5 separate regions of the Homo sapiens genome follow, and regions 1, 2, 3 and 5 are each linked to region 4. A link is a loop called in an ENCODE intact Hi-C map of the cell type or tissue named here. Cell type or tissue: heart left ventricle. All regions are shown on one strand.

The links. Peaks named below come from ENCODE experiments on the same cell type or tissue, not always from the same donor. Only the 100,000 strongest peaks of a DNase experiment are listed, where the experiment ranks them.
Region 1: it touches region 4 in a loop (2.5-fold over the local background); 6 of 110 quality-filtered maps call a loop at or near these places.
Region 2: a loop joins it to region 4, with 13 times the contacts of the local background. A loop is called at or near these places in 91 of 110 quality-filtered maps.
Region 3: it touches region 4 in a loop (3-fold over the local background); 21 of 110 quality-filtered maps call a loop at or near these places.
Region 5: a loop joins it to region 4, with 3 times the contacts of the local background. A loop is called at or near these places in 2 of 110 quality-filtered maps.

What each region holds. Positions count from the first base shown.
Region 1 is chr17:31,739,650-31,744,649 of GRCh38, reverse strand. No RefSeq gene overlaps it. Among named protein-coding and RNA genes, the nearest start is that of COPRS, 120 kb to the left of the region's middle. In heart left ventricle, no CTCF peak of the experiment used is centred here; no DNase peak of the experiment used is centred here; H3K27ac peaks cover 2,182 bases.
Region 2 is chr17:31,435,272-31,440,271 of GRCh38, reverse strand. All of the region lies in intron 3 of RAB11FIP4 (RAB11 family interacting protein 4), which reads right to left. Among named protein-coding and RNA genes, the nearest start is that of RAB11FIP4, 46 kb to the right of the region's middle. RefSeq lists enhancers at 2,628-2,737, 4,173-4,673, 4,674-5,000. In heart left ventricle, CTCF peaks have their summits at 2,618 and 2,817 (motif pointing left); a DNase peak (open chromatin) is centred at 2,811.
Region 3 is chr17:31,531,860-31,536,859 of GRCh38, reverse strand. It overlaps RAB11FIP4 (RAB11 family interacting protein 4), which reads right to left. Exons shown (of 15, transcript NM_032932.6): 15 at 1-5,000. It overlaps MIR4724 (microRNA 4724), which reads right to left and starts at 1,977; the gene lies at 1,889-1,977. RefSeq lists an enhancer at 1,050-1,349. In heart left ventricle, a CTCF peak has its summit at 3,057; no DNase peak of the experiment used is centred here.
Region 4 is chr17:31,840,226-31,845,225 of GRCh38, reverse strand. No RefSeq gene overlaps it. Among named protein-coding and RNA genes, the nearest start is that of COPRS, 17 kb to the left of the region's middle. In heart left ventricle, a CTCF peak has its summit at 2,481 (motif pointing right); DNase peaks (open chromatin) are centred at 1,995 and 2,505; H3K4me3 peaks cover 710 bases; H3K27ac peaks cover 532 bases.
Region 5 is chr17:31,449,654-31,454,653 of GRCh38, reverse strand. The region is part of intron 3 of RAB11FIP4 (RAB11 family interacting protein 4); the gene reads right to left. Among named protein-coding and RNA genes, the nearest start is that of RAB11FIP4, 60 kb to the right of the region's middle. RefSeq lists an enhancer at 1-449. In heart left ventricle, no CTCF peak of the experiment used is centred here; no DNase peak of the experiment used is centred here.

The sequences.
Region 1 (5,000 bases), 100 kb after region 4:
GTCAGCCCCATGTGATATATTTCAGCTTGAGTTTAGTCCCAGAAAAAAAAGCTTGTGGCCACAGCTGCATGCGAATGCTTTCTGTCACCAGAGGACAAAACCAATGTAAAGTGAACATTTTTTCCACATAGGGCCAAATATAGCATCCAAGTCGGAAATTGGCATTCTTCAGGTGTCTGCTGGTGTCTGCTCTCTCTGCTACCTTTATGGTCTTTGTTCCTTTTTGTCCCTAATAATCACAGTCACCATTGTGTTTAGTTTTGTGAGCCTCCTAAATGTTTTTGGAATCAGAGTAAATTCAAGGGAAGTAAATAAATAACGTGATTTGTTGATTTGTTTTCCCTTATGTGTTCATTGTCTCAGCATGGAAGAGAAAAATGCATAATTGAAACATAAACTTTGTCTGATTAAGATCAAATGAGATCAAATAAAATTCTCTTATTCATCCTCCTTTTTTTCTCTTTGCTCTCTTTTCTGTGTTCCTCCCTCCCTCCCTCCACCCTCTCCTCTTTCCATTGTGAAAAAGTGTTTGATCCCTTTTCTGAAGGGGAAAGATAAATGTTGGGAGCTCAGAAGTGGCTGCTGCAACATGCCTGCTTCTCAGCTTCCTCTGGGGTGGAAATGCACTTAAAACTTTCAGTTTGCAAAGTGGCTGCCAAAGCCACAGCATTGGGAGGGAGGAGGGGACTCCGGATCTGGGAGGACAAGCTGGAGCCAGGCAGTGGGGATGGGGGTGGGTACATCTTGCAGAGTCCATCCCTTGGGAGTACCCTGGAGGCCTAAAAGGGAGTGTCGGTCTCAATGGTTAAGAGTGTAGACCCCTTGACTTCAGCCTTGAGTGAGTTTTAGCTTCCATCCTGTTACTCTATTAAAACCCATAGAAGTTCCCTGTTTCCTTTCTTTTCTTTCTTTCTTTTTTTTTTTCAGAGAGAGTCTCACTCCGTTGCCCAGGCTGGAGTGCAGTGGTACGATCTCGGCTCACTGCAACCTCTGCCTTTCAGATTCAAGCGATTCTCCTGCCTCAGCCTCCCGAGTAGCTGGGACTACAGGTGCATGTGACCACGCCTGGCTAATTTTTTGTATTTTTAGTAGAAACGGGGTTTCACCGTGTTGGCCAGGATAGTCTCAATCTCCTGACCTTGTGATCCATCTGCCTCAGCCTCCCAAAGTGCTGGGATTACAGGCATGAGCCACTGCGCCTGGCGTCCTTCTTCATTAAGGTCAACCTCTTTCTGGCTTGCAAAACTCTCCATAATCTAGTTGCATCCTGCCAAGAACACCTTTATCACTATTAACACCCAACACAACCCTTAGCTTTTGTTTTCATCTTACACTCCCAACACAGACACACACATTCTATTTCACTGGGTTTGAACAGAAGATCTGAACCTTTCAGCCCACTTCTCCCTGCTCTAGATTTGGGGCAAGCCCTATAACCATTGTAAGCCTTGGGTTCTCTTCAGGCAATGGAACAAGTGGATATTTACTGAGTTCTACAAGCACGGCATCTATTTCCATCTGTACTGTTTCTTTGGTAACCATACCCTAATTTTCCTCTGGGAACATCCCCACCTGACTTTTGGTCCATGGACCTCTGGGTGGAGTTAGTTCATGCTCAGCTTCAAGAATAGAATCTGTAATCTAGTCTAAAGCTAAACAGTGCAGCCCCAGCTTCCATTCTCCCTGATCGGTTGGTTGGTGGGCAGGTGACCTAAGGTGGTGAATCTCAGGGCTTGTGCTGGAAATGCTGGACACAGATACTTGCTCTTTTCAGCTGGATTTATTTATTTATTTATTTATTTATTGAGACAGTCTCACCTCTGTCACCCAGGCTGGAGTGCAGTGGTGCAATCTCAGCTCACTGCAGCCTCCATCTCCCGGGTTCAAGCAATTCTCCTGCCTTGGCCTCCCAAGTAGCTGGGATTACAGGCACCTACTACGCCTGCCTAATTTTTGTATTTTTAGTAGAGATGGGGTCTCACCATGCTGGCCAGGCTGGTCTCGAACTCCTGACCTCAAATGATCCACCTGCCTCAGCCTCCCAAAGTTCTTGGATTACAGGGGTGAGCCACCGTGCCTGGCTCAGCTGGATTCGAATTTGGAAGGATGTGGTTGCGGTAGCTGAACTGCAGGATCAGGTCTGAGAAGGCACCATCCCGAGGGAGCAGAGCTGAGCTAGGGAGAAAGAACCTGGTCCCAGCCAATGTTGGAGCACTGTTTCCCCCAGCTAGAATGACTGCTGCTACCTGGGTTCCTTCTCTCCTCCCTCTGTCCAAATCCTTCCTGACCTTCCTGACCAGCACAAAATCGCTTCCTCTGGGACTCTGATCACTGACCCCTCCAGCCCTCATTGGTACCTATAACCCAGGACATCAGTGACACCACCCAGTTCAACTCCTGGTTATATGTGGGCCTCTGTGGCTTCTAGTGGGCTATTTAGGTGTTTTCAATAGAGTGAGTGTTTCTTTGAGGTTAGGCCTCTGTGAATCCTTGGTGTCTAGCATGGTCTAAGTACCCTGGAGGTGCAGAATCCATATTTCCTGTTCGGTGTCCTTATGGGCCTTTTTTTTTTTTTTTTTTTTTTTTTTTTTTTTGCAGAGGTTGTGTTTTTGAAGCATCTAACACTGTCTGGCACACAGAAAGGCAGGTAGGGCCATGAGAACAGTGTGGGCTTTAGATTCAAATCCCTGTGTTGCCCTGTAGAGCTGTGTGACCTTTGGCAAGTCACCTAAGTTCTATCAGCTTCTGTTTCTTCAGTGTAACATGAAGCTACAATATTTCCCACACAGACCTTGTATTTTTTTTAAATAGTTGGTGTAGCGGTGCTAAGTAGATGTGTGTTCCTTCCCCTGCCTTCCCAATGCTGGTGGAGGCAGCTATTACACAGACGAGATGCAGAGACAGTTGAGAGATTGATACGTTGGGGTCTGGAATATTTGGGGATAACTGGCATTCCTAGACAATCTCTAAGTTTGCTTTGGTCAATGGTACTGACCCAGAGCCCTCCATATCCAAAGGGGACCCAGGCTGCTAGTAAATAAGTAATGACTAAAGAACTATTCAGCCAGGCTTTATTTGGACACAACTGATATGCCCAAATCCAACTCAAGGCTCACTTCAAACATTGCCTCCTCCAGGAAGCCCTTTTTAATCCCTCCTTAATCCCAGGACCTGGACATATCTTTCTGTTTAGTTTGATTGGTTTCTTTTCTTGATGGGGAGTGTCAGCCAGCACATAGTAAACTCTTATTAATCGTTTGTTGAACAACTGAATGAATACATTTTCATCCAGTACAGGGGGTCTAAGGAAACAGTGAAGTGCCCTGTAAGACTGAAGCAAGAAAGAGATCCAGAGGGGATCGCAGAGAGTCCACAGCAGGCTCTCTGGATAATGGAAAGGGGTCCTGATTTTGCCATTTTTCTTCCCGCTCCCAATTTTACATAGCATAACCAGTGAGCACTTGAGCTTGAACTTAGATCTGGGTTAAATTCCTAACTCTGCCACCTACTAGCTGAATGACTTTAAGTAAGTTACTTGCCCTCTCTCAGCCATCAGGATGCAGCCCAGTTAGCTTTCATTATGGCTTTGCAGAAGCAGCCCTCCTCCAAGGCGTCACCTTCCCCTCGTGCCCCTTTGGGGCTATTCTCTTCCCTCCAGGCTGCCTGCCATTTACACATCTGAAAAATATGCAGGCCAATGGAAATACACATCCTCCAATCTGCCTGCTCCTCATGCAGGGAATTAAAATCTGTCTCATCGTCCCACTTTGGAATGCTGAGTATTTGGTCAAGGATTCAGCTTCCCTTTTTTATGAGGCTTTAAGAAAACCCAAATTAAACCCTGATTTGTTTTTAAAGATCGGAATCTTAATCTTTCAGCATTTGGCTCATTTTCTTTACAGGCTTAGAAAGCAACATTAAACAGATTATGTTTCTTAGTGTACTCTGCTTTTTCTCTGGTGTGTGCTGGGGGGTGGCACATGGGGCAACATTTTGTCTCATAAGAGAAAACTTTAGAGACTGCTGTGTGTCTTTCTGTACTATTCTAGCTTGCTGTGTGACCTTGGCCAAGCCCCTTGACTTCTCTGAGCTTTCATGTCCTCATCTGTAGAATGAGAGGGCTGAACATTAAGGCCTGTGCACTCCTCAAGGGCAGGAGATCATATAGAACTCCCATATTTCAAACTGGGGCTCAGAGAAGGGAAGAGTCTTACCTAAGGGCACACAGCCATTTAACGGGCAGAACTGGGTAAGGGGTTCTGGCTTCTAGGACAGCCCTCTATTCACTAGAAACCCTACTTTCTCTGAGAAAGAAATATGGGGTCAATATACAATGATTCCTGTATAATTTTTTCTTTTTTTTTCCCCCGCTCTTTTTGCCCAGGCTGGATTGCAATGGCACAATCTCGGCTCACTGCAACCTCCGTCTCCCTGGTTCAAGCGATTCTCCTCCCTCGGCCTCCCAAGTAGCTGGGATTACAGGCGTGCTCCATCACACCTGGCTAATGTTTGTATTTTTAGTAGAGATGGAGTTTCACCATTTTGGCCCGGCTGGTCTTGAACTCCTGACCTCAGATGATCCACCCACCTTGGCCTCCCAAAGTGCTGAGATTACAGCCATGAACCACTGCACCTGGCCTGATTCCTGTATAATTTTCAAACTCTTTCCCTTCATGAGTAGAGTCCAGTAGACTTCAAGATGAGGTTTGTGTTTTAGATGCTGTTAAAAAGAAGGAAGAGAAGGAGAATTGAGAAAATCTAGAAATGAGGATAAGACATGTTGCCACTATTCTGTGGTTCATTGTCGGATATACCAAGAAGAAAAATCTTTGATTCAAACCAAAATGGTATGAGAAGCAGCAGATCTCATGACATCTCCTCCAGCCTCTGATAATGGCCTATCGGGTAACCGACTATCCCAGTTTGCCCAGGACGAAAGAGTTTCCTGGGACCTGGGACTTTCAGTGCTAAAATCTGGAAAGTCCTGGAAAGTCTACGTA
Region 2 (5,000 bases), 400 kb after region 4:
TCAACATTAGGAACTCAAAGTACTGGCCATATTGAGGAAGTAAGAGTGCCAGATCTCTACTCCCACCAAAAGCAAAAATAAGCTCCAGGTGGATAAAAGAGCTAAGCATAAATACTTCTTTTTCTCAAAAGTATCTGAAAACTATATATAGGAGAATATGTTTATAGCCTGGAGGTACAGAAGGCACAAAATGATACACAAAATGCAAATGGCATAAAAAGGTTGATAAATGATGACATCAGAATTAACATTCTGTGTAATAAAACACTCCTAAAACAAGATTAAAACACAAGCAAAATCCATAAAGATTGATAATCAGGATATATAGAGATTTCAACCTGTTGCTGTGGCTCACACCTGTAATCTCAGCACTTTGGGAGGCCGAGGTGGGCAGATCACCTGAGCACAGGAGTTCAAGACCAGCCTGAGCAACATGCAAAACCCTGTCTCTACCAAAAACAAAACAAACAAACAAACAAACAAAAAAACAAAAATTAGCTGGATGTGGTGGCGTGTGCCTGTGGTACCAGCTAATTGCGGGGCCGAGGCAGGTGGATCGCTTGAGCCCGGGAGGCAGAGGTTGCAGTGAGCTGAGATTGAGCCACTGCACTCCAGCCTGGGCAGTAGAGCGAGACTGCCTCAAAAAACAAACAAGCAAAAAACAGAATATACAGAGATTTCTTATAAATCAATAAGGAAAAGACAAACAACCATATCGAAAATGGGCAAAGAATATGAATAGCTAATTCGTAAAAGCAGAAATCCAGAGGGTATGGGAAGATAAGAAAAAGATGGTCCGCCTCCCTAGGAAGCTGGGCAGCACAGAGGACGGCAGCAATGGGCTTTCCTCCCCTCAGGCTGCTAGGCCGGAGACCAGCAGGTGGATGGATGGCTTCCGGGGTTGGCGAAGGCCATGGGGAAAGGGGCAATCTCATATAGTGCTTGGGTGATACAAATGGTACAGGCTTTGTGGAAGAAAATTTCATCCGTATCTGTTAAAAAACAAAATCTACATACCCTTTGACACAGCAATTCTGCTTCCAGATACCTAGTTCTAGAAATACTTAGAGACACACCCAAGGAGCATGGATAACGATGCTTGCTGTGGGTGCTGTCCTGGGGGTGAAAAGGAGGAGCTCAGCCTGAGCCCTGAAGCCACTGGGTGGACATGGGGCTGGCTGTCATGAAGGGTGAGGTTCAGGCAGTGGTAGAGGGTGAAGGGCCCCCAGGAAGCTCAGTGCAGGTCCTTCTCCTTTGGGCTGGGGCAGAAGGAGTCAGGGAGGCTTCCTGGAGGAGGCGGTACCTAAGTAAAAATTTTTTTTTTAAGAGAAGCAGTCTCACTATATTGTCCAGGCTGGTCTCAAACTCCTGGGCTCAAGTAATCCTCCCACCTCAGCCTCCCAAAGTGCTGGGATTACAGGCATGAGCCACCACTCCCGGCAAGTAAGTCTTAAAAAGGTGAGTAGACGTTAGCTCCTGACAAGGAAGCGGGAGGGAGGACATCCTAGGAGAAAGATAACACTCAGAGGCAAGAGAGAACATGGCTTTCTCAGGAAACGGGGAGCGGTTTGGTATCGCCAGTTTTAGGTGTGAGATGCACCATGGTGAGAGATGAGGCTAGAGTAGTGGGTAGGAGCTGATGTTGGTTTTCATCCCTTGGTAAGGACGGGTCCCAGGAGCGGGATGGGGGTGTGGAGAGAGGAAGGCTGAGGACAGGAGGACGCCCGGTCAGTGGGTGGCAGTGGCTGTGATGGAAGGGGGAGGCAGGGGTGAGTGGGGAACAGAGGACTCAAGGCAGCTGCATGAGGAGGCGCTGAGGATGACTCTCTGGGTTGGAGGCTACTGACACCATTTGCTGGCGTGGTGGCTACACAGGAGGGGCAGGTGGCTGGATGCCCTCTCCATTTCATCCACCATAGGGTGGATGAACAGGGCCCAGGGCCTTACAGCACTTGTAGGATTAGGGTTCACATTACTGCCTGCTGAGGGGTGACCACGGGCCCCTAGCAACTATCCCATTGCCTTTAGCACCCGAGTGTCGGGCTCTCCACGTGTCTCCATGCCCCCTCCCCACGGGGGCCCCTATAGCATATGGACTGGGGGCTGATGGGCAGCCTGAGCAGGACAGTCTCAGAGGGACTCCCAGGGCGATTCCAGGGACCCCATGCATGGACCCAGGGAACCTGGGGAGTCCTTCAGGACACACCTAACATTCCCTTTGACCAGAAGCAAATTTCCCTGGGTCAGGAAACTCTCTCAACAGCCTGCTCAACAGTTGGGGTTCCCAAGCCTCAAAGTTTCCCTCTGCCAGGGTCTCGCAGGGCTCTGGGGACGCAGGTGGAGCCACATCCAGTAAGGTCAGGAACTGGTGCATCCAGGCATCAACTGCCCGGGATAGACTTGCACTGGCCTGAGGTCTGGACAGCAACCCCAGGGGCCCCTGCTTGATGCCCAACGCTAGAGGCTTCTCGGGGCCTGGGAGGGGGTCAAGAAGGGCAGGGTGCTCTCAGGGGCCAGGTGGCAGCTGCTGGCCCACCAGCCAGCACTCAAGCATTCACTGCTTTAATTACGAGCCACATCCAGTGGTTAAGTCAGAGGTCTCCGTCCACACCCTGAGGGGAGGGGGCTGTGCCCGAAAAACAAGCTTCACCTCCCAACATACACGCATGGCACAGGGATGGAGCGCCTGCCATCCCATCTGTGTGTCATCCCCACACCTCCTCAAATCATGCCTCAGGTTTGCGTTCCCTGGGGGCATCTGGGAAGCCTACGTAGTGATCCAGGCACCCGCTTCTTCTCAGTCTCAGACTGACCCCTAGGGGACAGCTAAGACACAGCAGGGCGCAGAGAGCCGGGCCTGAGAAATTCGGACCTGCCCAGTCCAGCCCACTCTGACACCTCATCTGCAGAGCTGTGGTCTTGACCTTGCTATTACAGGAGCCTAAGCCAGGAAGAGGACTCATTCACAATCCAGAAGCCGTCTGCCCCGTCAGGCTGGTCTTCGGATTGTGCCCCCTTCCTCTCCCTGCCAACACGCAGAAGCCCATGGTAGGGAATGGAGTCCAGGTCAACCAAGCAGCCCCAGCGAGCATAATGAACAAGGCTGCCACTGTGTCCACAGCTACCGCCATCTCACTAGGCTCTGGCCAACCAAGCCGGGGCCAGACCTCCATGGAGGGCAGAAAGGAGTTCACCCACGAGAAGCTTAAAATCCAAAGCATTGGGAGGCCGAGGCGGGTGGATCATGAGGTCAGGAGATCGAGACCATCCTGGCTAACATGGTGAAACCCCATCTCTACTAAAAATACAAAAAAAAATTAGCTGGGCATGGTGGCGGGCACCTGTAGTCCCAGCTACTCAGGAGGCTGAGGCAGGAGAATGGCATGAACCCGGGAGGCGGAGCTTGCAGTGAACCGAGATTGCACCACTGCACTCCAGCCTGGGCGATAGAGCAAGATGCCGTCTCAAAAAACAAAAAAAACAAAAAAAACAAAAAACAAAAAAAAACAAAAAAAAAACAAAAAACAAAACCCAAAGCAACAAAAACCTATAGGATTGCAAAGTCCCATGAAGAAACAAGGAGAAGCACCAGGCTTGCTGAGATAGGCTGACGCGGTCTTTCTTTCTGCTTTCCCATAACCTCTAGACTTTGGAGGAAAGCAATATCGGTTTACAAAAAAGAGTACCTTGGTGGAGGCCCACTCTTCTGCACCCCCTGCTCATCTTTTCTCCATGTGCCACCTTTTCCAGAGGTGTGAATGGCAGAATGTGGGGGCCACAAAAGCAGCCAAAGACTACAGGGAACACGTCACCCCTACCCCAACTCCCACCCCCTCTCCCCAGGCCTCGGCTCCACTCTGCCCTCCAGTTCCTGGGGCAGGGCTTTACTTTAACATAATTTTGCAACACCAGTATCCGAGGGTAAACTGAAAAATGCAAATGGTAACTTCAGCACCATTTTCTTACAGCAGCAGGCGGCGAGGAATTAGCACGTATTAGGGGTCTGTCTTCCCACTGAACTTTCACAACAGACCCTCCAGATTGGCACAGCAAGCCTTGTTTTACAGTTGAGGACACTGACGCTCAGCGGGGTTGAGAAGAACGTGCTCAGGTTCCATGGCCTGTCCTGGGTGGCCCACGTGGGTATGGACCCAGTCCTGCACACCTCTGCACGCTGCCTCCTGCTCAGCAATCCAGGAAGGGCCCCCCCAGCAAAGTTCCTGGGGCACTCAGTATTTGTCCCACAGTGGAGGTCCTCTTTCCTAATCCTGGTTCCATTAGCTGGCCCCAAATACATATTCAACCCCTGCTTGCTGGACCCATCAAGACAGGCCTGGAGCCATCACTGCTGGCATGGGCATGGGCCTGGGGCCCAGCTATCTCCACGCATCCCTGAGGGCTCTTGCTTTGAGCACAGCAGCCTGAGGCCTAGCCACCTGACTCCCAGCCTGGGGGCCCTGGCCCACAGTTGGTGCCTGGCTTTGGTCTCTGCCACCATGGACTTGGCAGCCCTCAGCACTGTGTCCCTCTCTGTGGACTGTCCCTCCTCCAGTCCTGCCCAGGGAACCTAACCCTGACCCCACGACCCAGCTGGATTCCAAGAGGCCTACCATCAGCCAAAGTGGCCTCTGGGGTCCTGGATCTCCTTCAGCTATAAACATACTCATGTTTTGGGGTCCAGAGGAGGCACCCATCAGAACTGGGGAAAAGGTTTGGGGGTTGGGCTGGGTAAGAAATCAAAATCATCCTCTTCTAGTTCTGGGTGTTGCCACCAGGAGGGACCTCGCTGGTTGTCAGCTTGTGCACCTTCAACTGTTTCTCTGTAGGATGAAGCTGCACTGCTTGGAAAACTAGTTCAAAGTTTCATAAGAAACACACCATTAGGCAATGATAACAGAAAAACAGAGCCTTGGGGACTGTGGTCTTTGTCCCGCTTCCTGATACAGAGCTTCAGGATGGGGTTGGTCACCAGAAAGACCAAGCATACAATAAGGTGGGAA
Region 3 (5,000 bases), 310 kb after region 4:
CTTTTAGAAACAAATCTTTCTAGAAGGCAGCCTATTTTCTCTGGTGGGTAGCAGAGAATATGGCAGAAGGGCCTCAGAGTTGTCCTGCCATGCAGGTAGGGCAGGCTCCTGGTTCCAGCCTCTCCCGCTTCCTGCTGGCTGCCCCATTCATGTGTGCACCCAGGGCAGGAAGTGAGGACCTGGCAGGTCCCTAGGATCAGCGCTCAAAGTCATCCACTGACGGCATGGCCCTTCTAACTTGAGGCCCCTTGGCGCAGCAGACCTCAGTCTTCCTAGCCAGCAGCGTCACCCTAGAGGGGATTTCCTGGGTCCCAAAGGGAGGGCCAGAGTCTGGGAGAAAGGACTGTGGAGGATACCAGCACTGAGTCCTAAGTGGCCCCTTTCCTCAATCTAGAATCCACAGTAGCCCTTGAGAAAGAGTCGCTGTGGATCTGCTGGGCAACCAAAGTCATTTTCTTGGCATGGTGACCACGCAAAACTTTCCTGGTATGATCACATCGAAAGTTACTTTTTGTTTTTTTAAAAAAATAAAGACAAGAGTTTCACCATGTTGTCCAGGCTGGTCTCGAACTCCTGAGCTCAGGCAATCCACCTGCCTTGGCCTCCCAAAGTGCTGGGATTACAGGTGTGAGCCACCGTGCCCGGCCTAGAGTTAGTTTTTAAGTTTAAATTTGCTAATGCATTAAACCCCACCACACACACAGGACACAGAGGGCTTCATTTCTCCCAGTTTCACCTGGCCCTGCTGGCCCCTGGAGGCTTCTGCTAAGTCCCTCATTGGAACCAAGAACCCGCGCTTCTGTCCCCGCGCCCCCCCCCCCCAACTCCCCTGAACACCAGCACCAGTGGACTAGCACCTGGAGTGTCCGGTGTGTGAGTAGGATGCTGGTTTGGCTAACAGGGAACGAGCTGGGACTCCCTTTATCAACCCAGTCAGGAAACAGACCAGAAGCAAAACCCACAAAGACAGTATGTCCTCCTGCTCAGCTATGCAAATAGGTGGCAGCTGTTTCTGCGGCTGCTTTCAGGGGGACAGCCCCACCTGTCAGTTCCCTGCTGACTCTGTTCTACCTGCTCTTTGAGATGAGCCTGTAGCCAGTATATCCCAACACATGCCACCCACTGATTCCAGGGGCACCAGGCCAAGGTCCTGCCCACCCACTCTGGTCTGCTAACCTCCAGGCTGGTGAGAACAGCTGGATCCACCAGCTCCTGAAGGCATCTGGCCTCCCATCCTGCAGGCCAGGACCATTCAACAACAGGAAAAGGAACCCTCCCAGCAAGAGAGCTCACTGTCATTCAGCCACGGGCTTGACAAGCCCAACAGCCACTTTGACCAGTTTCCTCTACCTCTGGCCAACGACCTTGCAGGACAGGGCAGTCTCAACCTCGGACTGCATATCATCACCTGGGGAGGTCTTTACACATCTCGATGCCTGGACCACACCCCACACCAATTCAATCCGAACCTCTGGGGGTTCAGCCCAGACAGCAGAAGCTTACAAATCTCCCCAGGTGATTCCAATGCACAGCCAAAGCTGAGCCCACTGTTTTAGGCCCTCGTGCAGGTTCTTGAGCTTTTTTTTTTTTTTTTTTAACTTTTGGTAGAGACAAGGTATCACTATGTTGCCCAGGCTGGTTTAGGACTCCTGAGCTCAAGTGATCCGCCTGCCACTGCCTCCCAAGTGCTAGGATTACAGGCGTGAGCCACCATGCCTGGCCTGTTCATGTTTTAATAGGTCAGAAATAAAGTCATGAAAAGGAATTTCTCTGTGACAGTTCGCAAAGAATTCTACCAATTTAAAATAAAATAATCTAGGATAAACTCTGGCCAATTCAAAGCTAAAAGAAAAAAACATTTTTACTAGAAGTTTCTTAAAGCCTCTCAACGCACAGGGACTAGCTGAACCAGAAGGTACTTCATTTTCTAATAGATAATGTACACGAAGCTCACTCCTGGTTCAGTTCATTTTGCGTGGCTTCCAACTGAACGCAAGGGCAGCTCAGGGCCATGTAAAATCTGAGTCTACTACAGAAACCCTCGCCCCACCCCCAAAACACCTCTAAATTTCAGATAAGTTACTGCTAATCCCTACTCGGTAGGGTTGCCAGGTTTAGCAAAAACAATAAAAACAAACAAAAAACCCAAGTAGGACACGCAATTAAATTGGAATTACCTGAGCAGCTCTTTAAAAAATCCCATGCCTGGGCTACACCCACAACAATCAAACCAGAACGTCTGAGGATTCAGTCTAATCATCAGAATTTTTAAAATCTCCCCATTTCAAATATGTCCTGGCCAGGCATGGTGGCTCATGCCTGTAATCCCAGTGCTTTGGCAGGCTGAGGTGGGAGGATCACTTGAGGTCAGCAGCTCGAGTGAGGCAACACAGTGAGACCCTGTCTCTACAAAAAATAAGAAAAATTAGCTGGGCGTGGTGGTGCATGCCTGTAGTCCCAGCTACTCAGGCAGTTAAGGCGGGAGGATCGCTTGAGCCTGGGAGTTCAAGGTTGTGGTGAGCTATGATCATACCACTACACTCCAGCCTGGGCAACAGAGCAAGATCCTATCTCTAAAAATAACATCTGTCCCATGTATTAGATAGAACATATTTATTCTAAAATTATTTTCTATCTGAAATTCAAACTTAACTGGGCATCCTGTCTACTACCTCGCAGCCCCACTACTGAGGGGTAAGGGCAGAAACAAAGATCAAGCTCCTACCACCTAGGCTCTGGGACCTGCCACCAAGGGGTCTGGGATCTGCCAGGGGCTGTGGAGCTGGGACACCTGGGGCATCTGCCCCCTCAAGCTAGCTTTTGAGCCCAGAAGAATATTTTTACAAACATACACCATCTTTAAAAGCCAAGCAACAAGCCAGGTTTTACAAGAAATGTATTCTGGCTGAAGAAAGTAAGGTTGGACTTGAGGTGTGTGTGAGCTGGAATTCAGCCCCCCATTTAAAAGCCAGGCCTGCTCCAGAGGCCCCTCTGGCACTGCAGCAGGTCCCGGGGGCCTTTCAGACGCCGGCTCCCTCCGGAGCCTGTTCCCATGGCGCCCCTTAGAGGGAGGAGCCTGAAGCACGCCCCAGGCTGCCAGCTGCTTCCGCCCACCTTTCCCGTGGCAGAGATTCCTTCCCACGTTGTGACTCAGGCTGTGTAACCCAGGCCTCTGCAGCCTTCTCTGAAATTCCAATGCAGCCAAAGGGCAGATAACATTTTACAGATAAAATACTCAACCCTGGGGTAAGGCCCCCACGCACCAGTACTCCTTCTGACCTAACACCCAGGCCAAAGCTATGTCAGGATCTGTCTTGTTCCTTTCAGCCGTGGCCACTCCTTCCTATTGGCAAATTCTCAAGAGACCCTCTCCTCATGCCTTCTTCCACTGCCTCTTCGCAGAACCCTTGGGGGAGCCCAAGGAGACCCGCGTCCTAAGGGGCTGAGAAACTCCTAGAAGACCGACTGCCTAGCCTAGTCTTCCCAGTGTGGGTGGCTCCAAAGTCCTGGGTCAGACCAGTGCAACCCCATTATGTGCAGCATGAAACTAATCCCCAACAAAAGATTAAAAAGAAGCCACGAGATCCAACAAATGCAAAGGCTGATTGGAATGGAATTGAAGGTTGGTCCTGGCCACAGCCCTGCCTCTGTCAAGCAGGTGTCACACCCAAGTCCCCAGATCCCCTCTCCTCACCCTCACTGCCCTCTCTTTCTGCAACTCCCCCTCCACCGCCCTTCCCAACATGCCCAAACCTTCCTTCTCATACTATAAGATGTGCTGAAGAAAGCAAGAAACTGCAGGGGGAAGAATAAGACCACACACGTTTATATATATTTGGATTAAGAAAATGAATCACAAGCCATATAAAATTGAGATAAATTGGAAAACTCTAAGGTAAGTACCATGTCTATTCCCAGCTGCCTAGAACAAAGATCCATTAAAAATCCATGGTGTGAATTTCCACCATGGGTCAGAAGGATGGAAGACTAAGGTTTTCCTGCAACTTTCCCAACCGCCTCCCACCAGTGCAGCGAGTGCTCCCCTGGCTGAGAATCAAATACAGGTGTGTTTCTAAACGCTGGAACGAAGCAGTCTTGCTGCCACACGAGTGGAGCCCGGAGCTAGGATTCTGAAATCCAAACCCAGGCCTGCCATCACCAGGCTGCGTGGAGAATGAAGACAGGGAGCCAGGCAGACGGTTTCTCCGTGCATCCATCTTAAGATGCAGCCATGGGAAGGAAACTGACTGGGATGGGAGTTGTGTTCCTCCCCAAAACTCATTTCTTTGGTTGCCCGATGTCAACTCCTGCCTTAGACACCCATCCCAAACCCTCCTTCTCCTTCATTTTTATCCCTTCATGTTACAATGACGCAGTGAATGCTGCTTCATTGTCTTAAAACTGAAACAGAAACGGGGAGGTAGGTAGCATGGATGGGGGAGTGCACGAACTCTATAGGTACAGGATGAGGATGCCCCGCACTAGCTGCTATGAAACCTGAGTCCTCTGTTCACTCTGCACACACATCACAGAGGGCTGCTGGCCGGTGGCCAAGGCATTTGGTGAGGGCCCCATCTCATGGACCCTCCAGATGCCCCTTCATCCTCTCTGAGCTTGAACACTGGGGCTTGAAAGGTGGCCAAAGAGCTGGCGAGGACACAAATATGGGGCATTCAAACTCCTAGGAAAGATCACAATTTTGCTCCCACTCCCAAGGGGACTAGGAGTGGGGTGAAAGAGCCCATCGTACTAGAGCGAATGTGAATCCTTATCCCCAGAGGTAGAATCATTTTACCCAGTACCGGAAACACGAGCTTCCAGTTCTTGTTTTTACAGTAACTCCTGATAGCAGACCTTGCCTCCTCCCACTTCCAGTACCCTCTGCCCCTTGCAAAGGGGCCACAAAGTGCATGCACGGCTAACCGTGTGGATGCTGCCCACAGCCACGGCCACTCACCCCTCGCTCGTGTGCACAGCCTCCCCACATATACACGGGTACA
Region 4 (5,000 bases):
TTCTTGGAGTGTCCCTGGGGAGCTAGGTCTTCAGAGAGTGATAGATGTTAGTGCTTGTAGGCAGTTGGGACTGTCTTGCAATGCCCAGGCCTTGGCTGGGCGCGGTGGCTCACGCCTGTAATGCCAGTACTTTGGGAGGCTGAGGTGGGTGGATCACTTGAGGTCAGGAGTTCAAGACCAGCCTGGCCAGCATGGCGAAACCCCGTTTCTACTACAAATACAGAAATTAGCTGGGTGTGGTGGTGGGCGCCTGTAATCCCAGCTACTCGGGAGGCTGAGGCAGGAGAAATGTTTGAACCCAGGAGGCAAAGTTCGCAGTGAGCAGTGAGCCGAGATCACACCACTGCACTCCAGCCTGGATGACAGAGCAAGGCTCTGTTTAAAAAAAAAAAAAAAAAAAAAAAAAAAGACACCCTAAGCATTCTAAGAAGCTGATGGACCCAGAGGGCCCAGGGAAGACTTCTGAAGATGGACGGTGGATGACCTGATGCCCACCCCCACTTGCCTCCCTAGCATGACTCCAAGTAAGTGAGGAGAACCCAGAAGGCCTGGATGGAAGCTCAGGGTCAGAAATTAGGATAGTTAGAAGGACAGAATTGCTTCTTGTGAACCCCCAAGATGCAAGAGATGCCAAGTTGCAGAAGCCTGGACATGAGTGTTACAGCTGGGGTTCTGGGGGCATCATCAACTAGATCAAGATGATGTATTTGAGGTATCATCATTGGTTGATTAATACCAGAGTGCTAATAATTTTTGTTTTTATTTTCTATTTTGATGAAAAACTTGCAATTTTTGTACTGTAGTGGAACCAACAGGATTGTGCTGTTCACAGTTTGTATAGGTAGTTTTATGTTTTTTTTTTTTTTGAGACAGTCTCGCTCTGTTGCACAGGCTGGAGTGCAGTGGTGGGTTCTCAGCTCAATGCAACCTCTGCCTCCCGGGTTCAAGCGATTCTCCTGCCTCAGCCTCCCAAGTAGCTGGGACTACAGGCGCCCCCCCCACCACGCCCGCCTAATTTTTGTATTTTTAGTAGAGATGGGGTTTCACCATATCAGCCAGGCTAGTCTTGAACTCCTGACCTCAGGCGATCTGCCCGCCTCAGCCTCCCAAAGTGCTGGGATTACAGGTGTGAGCCACCGCACCCAGCCAATTTTTGTATTTTTAGTAGAGACTGGGTTTTGCCATGTTGGCCAAGCTGGTCTTGAACTCCTGGCCTCAGGTGATCTGCCCGCCTTGGCGTCCCAAAGTGCTGGGATTACAGGCATAAACCACTGCATCCTGCCAGTTTTATGTGTTTTTGATGGCTCCCACTTGTTTCTGTCTGTTTTATGGCTTTTCTCCTGTTGGGAAATTCTGGGGCAATGTAGCCCTTCATCCCAGCCCCAGCTTAGCTTGGTGCTGTGTTTCCAGTAGGGTTGGTGGTCATAAGACCTCCGGAGGTTATGATGGGCAGTGCTTCCCCAAGTTTTACTCTCCACACTTGTGTGCCTGGGCTAAGACGGGCCTTTCCAGAGAGGCTTTCTTTGCCTTCTCACAAGCAGACTGTGTAGAGGCTGCAGAGACCAGGCTCTCTGTGTCCAGAAGCAACCTGCTGGATTCAGCAAAGCCCTGCTGCCTTGAGGAAATCTGAGACTGTCTCCTTGGGAGATGGAAGTAAACTCATGGGCTAAGTAAATATCTTGGCGCTGCACTGCCCTTGGTTTTCCGGAGTTTGCATTCTTGGGCCCAACTTTTCACAGGATGGTTGGAATATGGAGAAAGAGAAAAAATAACCCTGGCTGTGGCCCATCTGGATTCTGCCTCCTAGTTTTCCCAGAAAAGATTTTCCACCCAAATAAATGAGAATAATGGAATGGAGGACTGTGTGTGTGTGTGTGCACTCCTGAGTGTGGCAGGCCAAGGAGGAGAACTATCGGGTGGAGGGAAGAGAAGTTGGAGGGTGGAATAGGAAGGCAGGAGGCAGGGCTGGCTCCCACGTTGTTGACTTAGCAAGTCTGGCTGCAAAGCCAAGGCCTTCGGAAAGAACGGCCTCCCTGCTTTGGGCAGTTTTCCAGGACTGAGCTAGATCCTGCATTGTTTATGGGCAGGACAGTTCAGTTGGATTCCTGCGCACCAAGGTTTGGAGAATGTCACCAGGATCTGCCCTCTGTGATGGCCCATGGAGTAAAGTATGACCATGGTTTTAAAAGAAGATACTTCCTCCCACCTCACAGGGTTTTCTAGTCCTTCTCGCCTTTGAGTCAGAAAGAGAAATTTCTCCCGGAGGCACGCTCCACGTTGTAACCTTTGCAAGGTGCAGTTGGTTTTCCTTTTATTTTCTTTTTTTCTGGTCAGGTGGTTTTTATTTCAAAAGCAATCTCCTCTGATACCCTCTCATTAGCTGTTGAACAAATGTGGCAGATACAAGTTAGAGCCGTGCATTTGGCAGCTGAATTCAGGCAGGCGCCTGAATTTCTCTGGGCTGCTGCCTGTGGCCTTATTCTGTTTGTCCAGCAGGTGGCAGTAAAGACCCACTGACTCCGCTGTCTCCGTAGGACCCACCGACTCTGCTGTCTCTGGTGCGACCCACATCCAGGGGCTTTGGAGGAGAGGCTGAGTCTGGTTCAGCGTTACCTTCCTGTTAGCTGGCTTCCTGCTGGCTGGCAAACCCACCTGCGAATCCTCAGGATTTACTCCGGATTTACAGCTGAGTTTTCTCAGAAGCGGTTACTGTGAAATCTAGGGCCAGGGTCATCATCATTCCTCCCAGCACCTGCCTGAATCCGGCACGTGGTAAGCGCTTCACAGATGCCTGCCGACATCAGCCAAAGTGTGTGCATATGGGAAGGAAGGTGGAAGGCATTGTGCTGCGTCCCTCTACCGGGTCACATGCCAGGTGTTTTTCTTATGAAGTAGGGTTTATAATTCCCACTTCAGAAAGAGAAATCGAGGCTCAGGGAGGTGAAATAACTGACCAAAGGTCACAAAGATAGGCTGTGACCCAAGTCAGCTGACTCCAAGTTTTCAGCCTTGTATGCTTGCCGTACTGAGGTGGGAAACATTTAGATTCAGCGAGAGTCTAGGATGAACTTAGTTTTAGAAAAGCAAGGGAATTTAGTGTAGGTGTGATCTTTATTCATTAACGTATTTCTGGGCACCTGCCATATGCTGTGTACTGAGGAGGAAGAGGTAGAGGCTGTAGTTCCTGCTTTCATGGAGCTCGGAGTGGAGTGGGGAGGCAATGGCACACAGGTCATCACAACACCATCCATAACCATGGAGAGGGTAAGCCCGGGGTGTGGGGGAACCTAGAAGGGTTGGGGGATAAAGGAGACCCCTCAAAGGAGACGGTCTCTCAGCTGAATTCTTTTTCTTTTTTTTTTTTTTTGAGACAGAGTCTTTCTCTGTTGCCCAGACTGGAGTACAGTGGCATGATCTCGGCTCACTGCAACCTCTGCCTCCCTGGTTCAAGTGATTCTCCTGCCTCAGCCTCCCGAGTAGCTGGGATTACAGGCTCCTGCCACCATGCCCAGCTAATTTTTGTATTTTTAGTAGAGATGGGGTTTCACCATGTTGGCCAGACTGGTCTCGAACTCCTGACCTCAAGTGATCCGCCTGCCACAGCCTCCCAAAGTGCTGGGATTACAGGCTTGAGCCACTGCGCCAGCCTCAGCTGAATTCTTGAGGACTTGCTGGGCAAGTAGTGGTGGGGGTGTCATCTAGGCAGAGAGAGCTGTGTGTGCAAAGCTCCCAGGTGTGAGAGGAGTTGAAGTGTTCAGGGGGAACTGGCAAGGGAGGTGGTGAGGGATGAAGTCTGGTAATCACAGGGCTTTGAAAGTCATGCTGAGGGGCTTGAAAGGTTTTTAACAGGTATGTGACATGGGCAGATTTTCATTTTTGGAAGATTATTCTAGTGTCTGGCAGGGAGTGGCAGGAAAAGGCTGAGACTGAAGGCAGGGAGGCCAAGCTAGAGGCTATAGTCTAGCAAGAGAGGATGGTGACCTAAACTAGGGTAATGGCTATGGAGATGGAAGGAGGTGGACAGATTGGAACTATTTATAGAAGGTAGAGCTGGCAGGAGTGGGAATAGATTGCCTGTGAGGGGAGGGCAAGGGAGAGAGAAGACTCTGGGATGAGCTTGAGGTCCTGAGTGGAGCAACCAGGTGGATGGAATAACCTCTTAAGTGTGAATGATTTTTATAATTATTATGTACTTTCTTTTTTTTTTGAGACGGAGTCTTGCTCTGTCGCCCAGGCTGGAGTGCAGTGGTGCAATCTTGGCTCACTGCAACCTCCGCCTCCCAGGTCAAGTGATTCTTCTGCCTCAGCCTCCCAAGTAGCTGGGATTATAGGCGCACATCACCACACCCGGCTAATTTTTGTATTTTTAGTAGAGACGGGGTTTCACCATATTGGCCAGGCTGGAGGCTGGTCTTGTACTCCTGACCTTCTGATCCGCCTGCCTCGTCCTCCCAAAATGCTGGGATTATAGGCATGAGCTACTACGCCCAGACTCATATGCACTTTCACATCCACTCTTTCAAGAGGATGGTGCTCCATGTTCCAGATGTACTGCTGCATTCTCAGCGTTTGGAAGACCCGCCCCCACCTCCAGGATGGTGTAGTCCTGCGCCTTGACCTTGTCCAGGTCTGGCCTCTAGGGTCCTGTTTTTCCCATGCTCTCCTCTCTCCCAGAGCAGATGCTCAGGGAATGGCACTTTTCTTACACAGGGTGCCTGGAGTGGACACTCTGCTTGCCTCTCCCATATTCATTCCTCTTCTGTTGGTGACCATCCCTTTCCCATGCAGCCCTTGAGCTTTGGGGAAAGCTAATCCCACCCCTGCACATAGAGGCAGGGCACAGGGCTCAGGACTCAGCTAACTCTCATAATTGCAGTCCTTGTCCTCTGTATTCATTTCCCAGGACTGCCATAACAAATTACTACAAATTTGGTGGCTTAAGACAACAGAAATGTATTCTCCCATAGTTCTGGAGGGCAAAAATCTGAAATCAGGGTATT
Region 5 (5,000 bases), 390 kb after region 4:
CCTCGGCCTCCCAAAGTGCTGGGATTACAGGCATGAGCCATGGCCGCCTGACTGAGTTTCCATCTTAAGAATCAGACTTAGGCAAGGCACAGTGGCTCATGCCTGTAATCCCAGTGCTTTGGGAGGCTAAGGTGGGCAGATTGCTTGAGGTCATGGGTTCGAGAACAACCTGGCCAACATGGTGAAACTCCATCTCTATTAAAAATACAAAAATTAGTTGGGCGTGGTGGCACATACCTGTAGTCCCAGCTACTCGGGAGGCTGAGGCAGGAGAATCGCTTGAACCCAGGAGGCGGAGGTTGCAGTGAGCTGAGATCGCACCACTGCACTCCAGCCTGGGTGACAGAACGAGACTCCATCTCAAAAAGAAAAGAATCAGACTTTATGCTCTGTCTTCTATGACAGCCATTTTCATTTTCCTGGTCAGGAAATGGAATGTAGCAATGATCTGGTTGAGAACAGCTGTTTAATCTCTCTAATACAATGTTGGAGCATTTGCCCTCTGGCTCGGCAGGTGTGGTTTTCATGTGATCAGGCCAGTCTCTGCCCTGGGAGAATGGTCTGACAAAGGGGTGGGCTCAATTCTTGAGAATGCCCAGGGGCTGACTTTTCTAGCTAGTGCTAGAGCAGCAGGTGGCTGTGGGTGGGGCTGGGGGGGATGCGGTTGTGGGAGGAGGACTGGGCCCCAGGCCTTGCTATCAGCACCTGGTCACCACCCCTGAGTCAAAAGATATTCAATGGACCATGATATGTCTCACAATCTATGCATTGTGAGTTGAGAAATGCCAGTATTTTCCACAGTGCGGAGAGCCTTCCATGCACTTTCTTTTCTTTTCTTTCTTTTTTTTTTTTTTTTTTTTTGAGACGAGTCTTGTGCCCAGGCTGGAGTGCAGTGGTGCGATCTCAGCTCAAGTGATTCTCCTGCCTCAGCCTCCCTAGTAGTTGGGACTACAGGCATGCACCACCACGCCCAGCTAATTTTTGTATTTTTAGCAGAGACAGCATTTCACCATGTTGGCCAGGCTGGTCTCGAACTCCTGACCTCATGTAATTCACCTGCCTTGACCTCCTACTTCCATGCACTTTCATGTTTCATTTTGACAACGACCCTGGGAGGAAGACACGAGTTACAACCTCCATCTAGCAAGTGAAGAAAGTGAGGCTCAGGGAGGCTAAGTTCCTTGTTCGGCGTGGCCCAAGTAGTATGTGACAGCATCAGGATTCAAACTCAGAACTCTTGGACTCCAAAGGTCCCAAACTCTCCCCAGGTTTGTTTTTTTTTTTTTTTTTTTTTTTTTGAGGTAGGGTCTCTCTCTATGGTACAGGCTGGAGTGCAGTCGTGTGATAATATAATAGCTCACTGCAGCCTCAACCTCCTAGGCTCAAGTGATCCTCCCACCTCAGCCTCCTGAGTAGCTGGGACTACAGGCACACGCCACCATGCCTGGCTACTTTTTAATTTTTTTGTAGATATGGGGTCTCTCTATGTTGCTTAGGCTGGTCTCCAACTCCTGGGCTCAAGCAATCCATCCACCTTGGCCTCCCAAAGTGTTGGAATTACAGGCGTGAGCCACCGTGCCCAGCCTCTCCCCAAGTTTAAATGAACATTTTGCCCCCAGGGCCAGTCAGGTAGGCCTATACCTGTACTCCTGAAACCAAAGCTTGGAAACCTCTCGGTAATGCCTCCCAGTTCCCCGCGGGGTCAGCTGCCCCATCCCACACTAGGGCAATGAACTGGGCCTGACTTCCAGCAGGGGCAACATCCCCCAGGAGTCTGCCTGAATAAGAGGTGCACAGAGAGGAAACAGCAATGCCAGAAGCAAGTGGCTGAGCACAGTTCCTGGCAGAGAATCCGTCTTGTCTGTCACAGTAACAGAAATGTGGAGACAGAAACCTAGCAGGCCTCACCACATGCGGAGGTGACAGTGACTGCTACAAATAACACTTGCTGCTGGATGGAGGGAGGAGGGGCAGAGGAGGCAATGAAGGGACCCCTCTGGCTCTTTCCGCGTGGTCCCATGGCATGTAGGGGGAAAGATGGCACAGGACCTGCAAGTTACAAAAGCGCTGCTAGAGAGATCTGAGGTCAGCAGCACCACCATTGCTGATGAGCAGGCTAGGAACGCAGACCCAGGCCTGTGAACCAGAATCTGCATTTTCTTAAGATCAGTGATTGACACGCACAGGAAAGCGAGAGAGCCCAGCTGCAGAGTCTCAGAGAATCCAGGCACCCCCTTTCTAATCCCCCAGAGCACTGAGGCAGGGCATGATTTTTACAGCCTTTGAGCTGGTCCTCGGAGACTCCTAGGTGGGAGCCCATCCCTCCCTGACAAAGAGTCAACATTCCACATCTGAGATTCATCCATCTGCTTGTGCAACAAATCTGCACCAACAGCCTCTCTATGCCAGGCACTGTGCAGCAGTGAATGACACTGGCAAAGCCCTGGACCCACGGAGCTTACAGGCCAGTGGGGGATGACAGGACACACATAGATGATCAAGACTGTGCCAAACAAGATACAGTTGGAGAGAAGAAATAAGTTCTAGTATTTGCTAGTACAGCAGGGAAATTATAGTTAATAATTTCTTGTATCTTTCAAAAAGCTAGAAGAATTGTAATGTTCCCAACACAAAGACAAAGGTTTGAGGTAATGGATATCCCAGTTACCCTGATTTGATCATTACACAACATATGCAGTTATCGAAATATCACATGTATCCCAAAAACATGTATCACTATTACACAGCCATTAAAAAAACATGCAGCTAACAGTGGTGCATACTCAAGGAAATAAGCAGGGTGCTCTGGCAGTGATGGGGGCAGGGTGGGGAGGGAGTTTCTTGAGAGGGTGGTGGGGGAAGGCTTCTCTGAGGAGGTGACATTTGTGCTGAAACCTGAAGGGCACAAGGGCAGCTGTGCAAAGATTTGGGGGACAAGGGTTCTAGGTGAAGGGGAAGCCAGGCAAAGGCCCTGTGCAGAACTCGCTTGGGCAGTTTGAGGAACAGAAAACAGGTCAGGGTGGCTGAACAGTGAGAGTCACCGGGAATCTGGGAGGGGCAAGGTCAAAGATTCAGGCAAAAGTGAAACCTTCGAGGCCACAGTGGGAAGTCAGGGTTTTGGATTTTGTCACTGGAGGCTCTTATGCAAGGGAGAGGAGGATGGGACTTACAATTTTTTTTTTTTTTTTTTTTTTTGAGATGGAGTCTCGCTCTGTTGCCCAGGCTGGAGTGTAGTGGCGCCATCTCGGCTCACTGCAACCTCCGCCTCCCGGGTTTAAGTGATTCTTCTGCCTCAGCCTCCTGAGTAGCTGGGATTACAGGCGCCTGCCACCATGGCCAGCTAATTTTTGTATTCTTAGTAGAGACGGGGTTTCACCATGTTGGCCAAGCTGGTCTCGAACTCCTGACCTCAGGTGATCCACCTGCCTCAGCCTCCAAAAGTGCTGGGATTATAGGTGTGAGCCACCATGCCCAGCCACTAGGAGTTACAAGTTTTAAAGAACACTCCGGTGTCATATGGACCACAAAAAACAAGAGAGAATGCAGGCCATCGGGGCACAGGTACAGGGTGCGGCTCTGCTGGGACTGGGGTGTAACCTCCAAGGTGGAGGGAAGTGGATGGCTCGGGACATAGTTTGGAGGTAAAACCATTAGGCTGTGATGATGGGTTGGATGTGGAAGGAGGAAAGAAATTAAGGATGACTTGATCCTTGGTCAGAGTGACCAGGTAGGGGAGGTGGTGCCATTTACTGAGATGGGGAGCCTGGGGAAACATTCTTGGGGCTGAGGGGACGGAGCTGGATCAGATCAAAGGGTGTAGCCTGGAACATGGTGGAAATGCAGAGGGTGCGCCACAGGTTTGACAGAAGAGACTGGAGCCGAAGGCAATGTCGGAGGGGAAAATACTATCTTGGGAGCCCTCAGGGTAATGGTGCTTTTAGAGTTCTGGGACCAACCAGCTCCCCTGGGGAGTGGGCAGGCAGGAAGCATAGGGGTGAGGACGAGGCCTGAGACCCAGCGCCATTTAAAGGGACCCAGGAGGAGGGCGGGCAAGGCTGAGGTGGACAGATCACTTGAGGCCAGGAGATCGAGACCAGCCTGGGCAACATGGTGAAACCCCATCTCTACCAAAAATATGCAAATTAGCCGGGTGTGATGGCGCCGTCCTATAATCCCAGCTACTTGGGAGGCTGAGGCAGGAGAATCGCTTGAACCCCGGAGGCGGAGGTTGCAGTGAGCTGAGATCACGCCACTGCACTCCAACCTGGGTGACAGAGGGAGACTCTGTCTCAATAATAATAATAATAATAATAATAATAATAATAATAATAAAGCCGGTGGCGGGGGGGTGGTGTGCGGGGAGAAAAGCAGCCTGAGAGGTAGGAGGAAGGCTTGAGCTAAAAGGACGATCTGAGAAGGGAGAGGTTGGCTGTGCCAGGCCCTGCCCAGGGTTCCAGTAAAATGTGAATGGAGCAGAGGACACTAGAGGCTGAGAATGGCAGGGGAAGGAGAGTAGGGAGACGTTTGTTAAAAGTACAGAGTTACAGTTCTAGAGGAGGGATAAGTTCCATTGTTCTACATCACTGTAAGATGACTATCATTAACAATAATACAGAGTTTTCAGTAGCTAGGAGACTATCGAGTGTTCCCAAAATGAAGAAATGATAAATGCCGGAGATGGTGGATATGCTAATTACCCTGATCTATTCACCACACACCATCACTATGTAAAAATGTGACTAGAGAACTGATGCTTGGATTTGGCCAGTGAGAAGTTCCTGGTGGCCAGGCAAGGTGGCTCATGCCTGCCATACCAGCACTTTGGGGGTCTGAGATTGGAGGATTGCTTGAGGCCAGGAGTTTGAGGCTGCAGCAAACTAGGACTGCACTACTGCACTCCAGCCTGGGGAACAGAACAAGACCCCCATCTCTACAAAAAATAAAAATAGCTGGGGATGATGGCAGATGCCTGTGGTCCCAGCTACCTGGGAGACTGAGGT